2 separate regions of the Homo sapiens genome follow, and region 1 is linked to region 2. The links are chromatin contacts, found by Hi-C in ENCODE. All regions are on one chromosome and are shown on one strand. Each heading gives the region's core, a stretch centred on a gene start or an enhancer-like site at or near the end of the contact. The rest is flanking DNA. Distances are from core to core; before and after follow the strand shown. Region 1 has its middle 33 kb from the start of PCTP. Region 2 holds the start of HLF (HLF transcription factor, PAR bZIP family member).

Region 1 (3,337 bases), core at 550-3,049, 520 kb after region 2:
CTGGCAAGCTGGAAAGTCAAATAAATTATGTTTCAGTTCAAGTCTGAAGGCCAGAAACACCAGTATCTCAGCTCAAAGCAGTCAGGCAGGAGGCATTGCCCCTTCCTCAGAAGAGGGTCAGCCTTTTTGTTCGATTCAGGCTTTCAGCTGACTGGATGAGAACCTCCTATATTGGGGACAGCCATCAGCTACTCAATTCAAACATTAATCTTATCCTCAAACACCCCTACAGTCACACTCAGAATAATGTTTTACCAAATATCTGGACAGCCCATAGCCTAGTCAAGTTGACACATAAGATTAAACATTATACTTGGTGAGAGCCCAGTGTTCTCAGATAAGGAAAAAGATTTAACATTTTGAAGCTCTTATTGTGTGCGAGGCACTAGATTGGATGCTTTACTTACAGCTTAGTCTTTGATGAGATAGGAAATACTATCTCCAACTTACTGATGATGAATATAGGCTCAGAGAGGCTAAATAATGTGCTTAAGGTAACTTGGCTAGTTAGGTGGTAGACTGGGAACTCAAAGCTAGGCTTCTTTGATCCTAGATCCCATGCTTCCACATTCCCCCTCACATTCCAACACTTTTAATCTTCCTTCTGTTCCATCAATGTGCCAAGCTTGTTTTTACATCAGTCATTGTACCAGTTGTCCTCTCTGCCCAGAGTGCCCTGCTCCCTGATCCACACAAGCCTGAAATCTTTAAATCATGCAAGTCGTTGTTTAAATGTCCCCTCCTCTGAGAAGTTTTGCAGTTGAAGTCAATCCCTATTCCTTACCTTGTCTGCATAGCATGTAATACTTTCTATTAAATGTATTTATTTTCTGTTCATTTATTTCAGCTCCAAAAGGGTACAGAACTTTGTCTCATTCCCAAATTATATACTCAATAGATAGAGCACAAAAATATTCTAAAGTATCTGCTGAAGGAATAAATGAATCAATGGTGGGGCAACAAGCTCAAAGTCCCATGATCTCAATTTGACCAATAATGCCTGAAAGATAGGTCCAAAAAAAAATGTATTCTCAATCTTGTGTTCCACCTAATTTTTACCAAAGAGGGAACACTGAGGACAAATTTTTAGTTCTTTTTTTTAAAGCTAGAATTGCTTTGTTTTCCAGGGTTTTGTTCTTTATTAATTTTTTTGATTTTTCATTCTGATTTAACACCGTTGGAGAGCTCATACTAGCCCCGTAAAAGTCTACTCAACAGAATGATATTACTGATGTAACTTAGGGAAGGGAGAGAGGCTGGAGGCAAAACAGGGCTAGAAGAGAAGATCTTTTCATTTGCAGGCCAGAATCCTGAAAGAAGAAAACCTGTATCCCCCATGGACAGATATGGGGAGGGGACTGTGGGTGGAAGGACAGCACGCCGAATTCATTTTCTCTAATCTATCTTATCCAATTCCTCTCTAGTGGTTCATAAACTGAGAAAAAGTCAATGGAAACCAATCAGGACAAAAACAGCACTTAGAACTCCATGCAGGGCATACAGCAACTTTTGTTTTATGTCAAACAGCTTATGAGGGGCTGGATCTGCTTTTAAGTGGTCATGGATTCTGCTTACCAGTGAATGTGGTGGTTCATTTTCCAAGGGAGAGTGAATGATATTCTTCATGGGGAGCCTATATTTTAGGCCTGGTATTGAATAATTACTGGACTGCTGAAAGCTTCCAAGTAGGAGTTCGCCCTTCACTACACAGTTTGGCTCATGTTCCCATTTCGGCTACTTTAAGCTGTTGTAAACAGCATTCGTTTTCCATTACAAGCTAGGAAATGTGACTTCAGCGACGGTGCCGAGTCCCTGGAGAGCGCCTGCCAGGGAGGCCGTTTCCTCACCTCTCATTTTAGTTTGTAACTTGATGGCGAGGTTGAGTAATCGCTGAAGCTCCATGTCTTCCCATCCTATTCTGTTCCACTAACTTATAAAACAGCCAGTGACCCGCTTGAGGACTAGCGGATCAACCAGATGTTTCCTGAGCAAAGACAGCATGCGTTTCCTCTTGCACATCATCTTGTGAGAGGGGAGGGCTGGCGGGCCACTCACCCCGTCTGACATCATTGGGCGAGGTGGCCTGGGGGAGAATTTCAAAGCAGAGCAGCTTGGCCAGGGAAGAGCTCAGCTGGCAGCTGTGAGCTGGGATTAACTGACCCAGATAACTAGGGAGAAGGAATTGGCAATCTAAGTGTTTGTTCTCCAGCAGGAAGTAGACGGCCTCCTTTCTACTCCCTAAATATCTGTGGCTGTAGGAGACCTTCCCCCAATGGCTCCACATACACAGTCAGGATTGCGTCCACCATATTTCTTCCCATCCCAACTTTTTGTTGTCCCTGGCTTTTGCATAAGGTTGACATGGCACAAGCTCAACCAATTGCAGTGTAATAATAATAACAACCATAATAATAATAATATCAATGAATTATTCTTCCCTAAACAACATTGAGGAAGTCAAATTCTAAACAATCTGATTTCAAATAATCTCCTTATAGATCACTAGCTTGTCAGACTTGGGGTATTAAGAACCAGTAAAATAAAATATTTTTCATAATACAGGGAGCAGCTGACATGTAATTGTCAGCTTCCCCATAGAAAGGTCATTAAAAATAAGACAAATAAAAAGTAAATCCAATATACCATTTACCATCACTATGATTTCATAAAAGAAAGGTTTAACCTCTTCTGCTGTAATGCATCCAAAGTCTTTTCTTTATACTTATAATCAAATCCAAACTACTGAGACCTAAAAAATTCCATATTACTTACGATCTGGCCCATGCCTGCTCTTCAAGCTCCACTTCCTCCTTGACTTATTCCTCTCTAGTCTTTTATCTGTTCCTCAAACATACAGTGGTCTTTGCATTTACTGTCCCCAACATCTGGAATGCTCTTCCCCACATCTGTATATAGCACACTGCCTATGGTATGCAGCTTTCTGACACGGCTCCCAATAATCCCCACATCTGTATATTCACTTCTTTGTGTAATGCCCTCCTCTGTATGTGGAGTGGACCTGGTGACTTGCCTCTAAAGAATAGAGCAAGAGTGATGGGATGTTACATCCAAGATTAAATTGTAAAATACTCTGCCTTCGTCCATTCTTGCTCACTTTCTCTGTCTGGATTGTCTCACTTGCTTTCTCTCATGAAGCAAGTTGCTAATTATGAGTGTCCTATGGAAGGTCAATGTGACAAGGCCTCTGGCCAAGAGCCAACTAGTAGCTGAGACCCTCAGTTCAGCAGTTTGGGAGGAACTAAATCCTTCCAACAGCCTCCTGAGTGAGATTAGAAGAAGATCCTTCTCAATAGAGCTTGGCAGTGACTGCAGCTTC
Region 2 (3,641 bases), core at 347-2,846:
CCATTTTTGTTCTTTTAAGCCTATTTTATATTATTTGCTTATATGCCAAACCCTAAACGATGAGTTCTTGAAGGTTAAAATTATGTTTTATTCATCTTTTTTCACTAGCCCCCGCATAGTCGCTGGCATACATACCGTGGTGCTCAATAAATGCATGTGGCATTAACTAAAAGTTTGCTGTTTCTGGAATTCGTCTGAAACCTGAAACACTGCAACAACATCTCACTTAGAATGTTGCCTTACCCTTTTGCCATAATTTTAGAGTGAGGAAGTAGAGGTCACTAGATTACGTGTCCTTTTATGAAGAACCTACAGCTCAGGGCAGAAAGGCACTTGCCGGAATCACCCTGCCAGGGAACTCTGAACCCCGCTGCGCCGCCGCTCCTGATCTCTGGGGTTTCAGGCGCCTCCTCTCTTACAACCCTCTCCTGGGGAAGTAAACCCCATCAAGACACCACCACATCCTTCCCCAGCGACTCAGCCTGGGGTCACAAAGGCCTTTACGTCCCACTGAAAAACGGTTTTCTTTCATTTGTGCCCATTCGTTCTTGCAGCCCCTTCCCCAGATCGAAGACTAGGGTCTTAGTAAGGAGAGGTAAGGAGGGAGGGGAAGAACCTGCCTGGCCCCCCGCGGAGCTCTGCAGGGGGCGTCGCGGCTGCACGCCAGCGCCCGCACCACCCCAGGCGGGAAGGGAGTTATCACACAGGGGGTCGCACGCAGATCTCGGGGACCGTGGGTGCCACGAGGTCAAACTGGCAGAGGGAGACGCTGCAGCTGCTGTAACAGCAAGGAAAGCCGAAGCCCCCTTAGGGGATACTTTACAAAATTATTTTAATCACCGTGCAAACCTAATAACTTGACCCAAGCGCAATCACCTGTATTCACCCAGAGTAAATATTCCTAAAATCCCGTTCAGTGTGTCTGTGTCTCTCCCGCCTCTTTCCGTTTCAGGCAAATGTCTACCCCCCCTCTCCCCCCACCGTTAACACCTCTCTGCAGCGTGGGAAACAGTGCCCAGCAGCTCAGTCCTCCGCTTCCCGCTCTGCTTTTTGCATCCCATTCGGACTTATAGGAAGTAGTTATTTTTTGGTGGTGGTGGAAACTGGGCAAGAAAGAAGACGCTAAGCTTGGCCGGGGCCAGGAGAAATATTGAGAAGGGTCGTTACCTTCCATCCGATCTAAACCAATCATCTCAAACTTGGCTACTCTTTGGAACCACCTGGGGAGCTTTAAAAATTATGGACGCCCTGATAGCACCGCAGAGGTTCTGATCTAATTGATCTGGGATGCGGCCTGGGTATCGCGATTTTTTTAAAACTCCTCAGGTTATTCCCAGCTTGAAAACTATGGATATAAATTTCTCATTCCTCTTCCCACCCAGACCAAAAAAAAAAAAAAAAATCTAAGCCTAAGTTGATGGCCCAGGGAATCTGGCACCTGCTCCCCTGCAACCAGCCAGTGCTGCAAGGTCCCCGAAAATCGGCGCGAGCGGCGACGCTAAACACGCGGCGGCGGGGCGAGCGGGCCAGGCGGGCGGTGCCGCGCGTGGCCCCGCCCCCGCACGCCTATGGGCGCGAGGTGCGGGCCCTGACGTCACTCTTGTCAGGGCCGCGGCACATGGGCGGCCGGATGCGCTGAGCCCGGCGCTGCGGGGCCGCGGAGCGCTGGGGAGCAGCGGCCGCCGGCGCGGGGAGGGGGGTGGGGTGGGACGGCGCACCGCCTCCGGTGCTGGCACTAGGGGCTGGGGTCGGCGCGGTGTCTTCTGCCCTTCTGCAGCCGTCGACATTTTTTTTTCTTTCTTTTTTTCAATTTTGAACATTTTGCAAAACGAGGGGTTCGAGGCAGGTGAGAGCATCCTGCACGTCGCCGGGGAGCCCGCGGGCACTTGGCGCGCTCTCCTGGGACCGTCTGCACTGGAAACCCGAAAGTTTTTTTTTAATATATATTTTTATGCAGATGTATTTATAAAGATATAAGTAATTTTTTTCTTCCCTTTTCTCCACCGCCTTGAGAGCGAGTACTTTTGGCAAAGGACGGAGGAAAAGCTCAGCAACATTTTAGGGGGCGGTTGTTTCTTTCTTATTTCTTTTTTTAAGGGGAAAAAATTTGAGTGCATCGCGATGGAGAAAATGTCCCGACCGCTCCCCCTGAATCCCACCTTTATCCCGCCTCCCTACGGCGTGCTCAGGTCCCTGCTGGAGAACCCGCTGAAGCTCCCCCTTCACCACGAAGACGGTGAGCGCTGCCGCGGCCCCGCTCCGGGAAGGGACGACGCTCCGGGGGTCCCCCTCCGCGGCCGGGCACGCCCGCTGGAGCATCCCCCAACCCCGCTCCCGCCCTGTCCCGCGGCGCCCCGGCCCCGCGCTGATGAAATTGAGGAGCTCACCCAGCACCCTTCCTCCCCTTCCTCCTCCTCCATGAAAGGGGAGGGACCCCTCCTGAGCTACATTTAAAAGAGCTTCGGGCACCCGGCCTCCCTGGGTCCCGCTCCTGCGGCGCGGGTGGGAGGTGTAACTTGACAGGTCAGGATCGTTCCCTAGAACGAGGCACACCCGCACGCAGAGCGAGCCCGCCTGCGGAGGGCAGAGCCTCCCGGGCTGGGGAGGAGAAACCCTGGGGCCTGGTTCTGTGCGGGGCAGGGGGCGGGGGTCGGCTTGAGGGAGGGGGTTTCACTGCGTAGCCTGGGTTTTGGGGTTGTGTTACAGCTTCTGTTACTGGTTAGTATTTGGAACTCACGAGGTGTGAGAGAAGACTCGTTTTCTTCTGGTGAAGGGTAGCTGAGAAAGCGGGGTGGGGGCTGGGGCCGGTGGGGGGAGTGGTCTCTCGGCGGGAAGCCGTGCACGCCTCCAGCGTTGACACTTTCCCGGTGCACTTTTTCTGGTGGGAGGGGAGAGCGGAGCAGGCTCACGTGTAACCGCGCAGGAGCCTCCTCTGGCTTGAGCCCTTTCTTGGTAAGTCCCAAACCTTCCCAAGACAACCTTGGCCTTAGCAGTAGAGGAGGGGTACGTGTGATGAGGCCCCAAACCCGGCTAAGTGATGCCACGGATTTGGGTTGATGCGATTTCATGCCTTCGGTATCACAGTAGCAAATGCGAACCGTGCGGCTCACAGTGTAAAGTTCTGAAAGGTTATTTGGCTACAAATAGCTTGGGAGTACTTGCACCTTCTTTTCTAGGAGAGGACAACCTGTTGCATTGCAAGAGTTTGCAATCTGCAGATGATAGCCAGGGACCCCTCCCTAACTATCCTTTAAGGAAGAGCATTTGGGAGGAAGGGGCTGCCTGCAGGCTTTTGCATCTGTGGGTGTTTTAAGTCAGATTTTCAGATGAGATGGTAGAGGGTTAGAATGGATGGCAGTGGAGGCTGTGTTTCTCTGAAGATGAAACTCAGAAGCAAATTCCTTAATCCCAGATTCCACCCACGACTGAATACTAGAATTGGCAAGATCCGGAATGCTTGTTAAAGACCTAATGGGCGAGCAGTACTTCCAGGTAGCAAATAGCTGCATACTTCCAACATAAATGTATAGAATAACTCACCTTTTCCAATAGCTCTGCTTTTGAAAGGTTTTGTAAATGCATACTCTTTGTAAATTGGATCATACTCAAATGTTTGGAGAAGAGAAGGAAGAAAACACTTT

Evidence for each region. Hi-C counts contacts between places; a loop is a spot of excess contacts on that map. Pooled maps may share reads with other maps.
Region 1: a loop to region 2 is called in a map of gastrocnemius medialis, with 3 times the contacts of the local background. The contact joins the enhancer-like site here to the promoter of HLF in region 2. A Hi-C loop is called at or near these places in 1 of 168 maps with a recorded cell type or tissue (gastrocnemius medialis) and 1 of 50 pooled maps.

Annotation. Positions count from the first base shown.
Region 1 is chr17:55,782,057-55,785,393 of GRCh38, forward strand. It overlaps a transcript of PCTP not described here. Among named protein-coding and RNA genes, the nearest start is that of PCTP, 33 kb to the left of the region's middle. Within about 2 kb of position 1,800, at least 9 of the 41 ENCODE cell types and tissues checked have a DNase peak (open chromatin) inside an H3K27ac peak, as active enhancers do; they include gastrocnemius medialis, where a contact is called at or near this core.
Region 2 is chr17:55,263,364-55,267,004 of GRCh38, forward strand. It overlaps HLF (HLF transcription factor, PAR bZIP family member), which reads left to right and starts at 1,597. Exons shown (of 4, transcript NM_002126.5): 1 at 1,597-2,236. The coding sequence starts at 2,122. RefSeq lists a silencer at 1,401-1,720.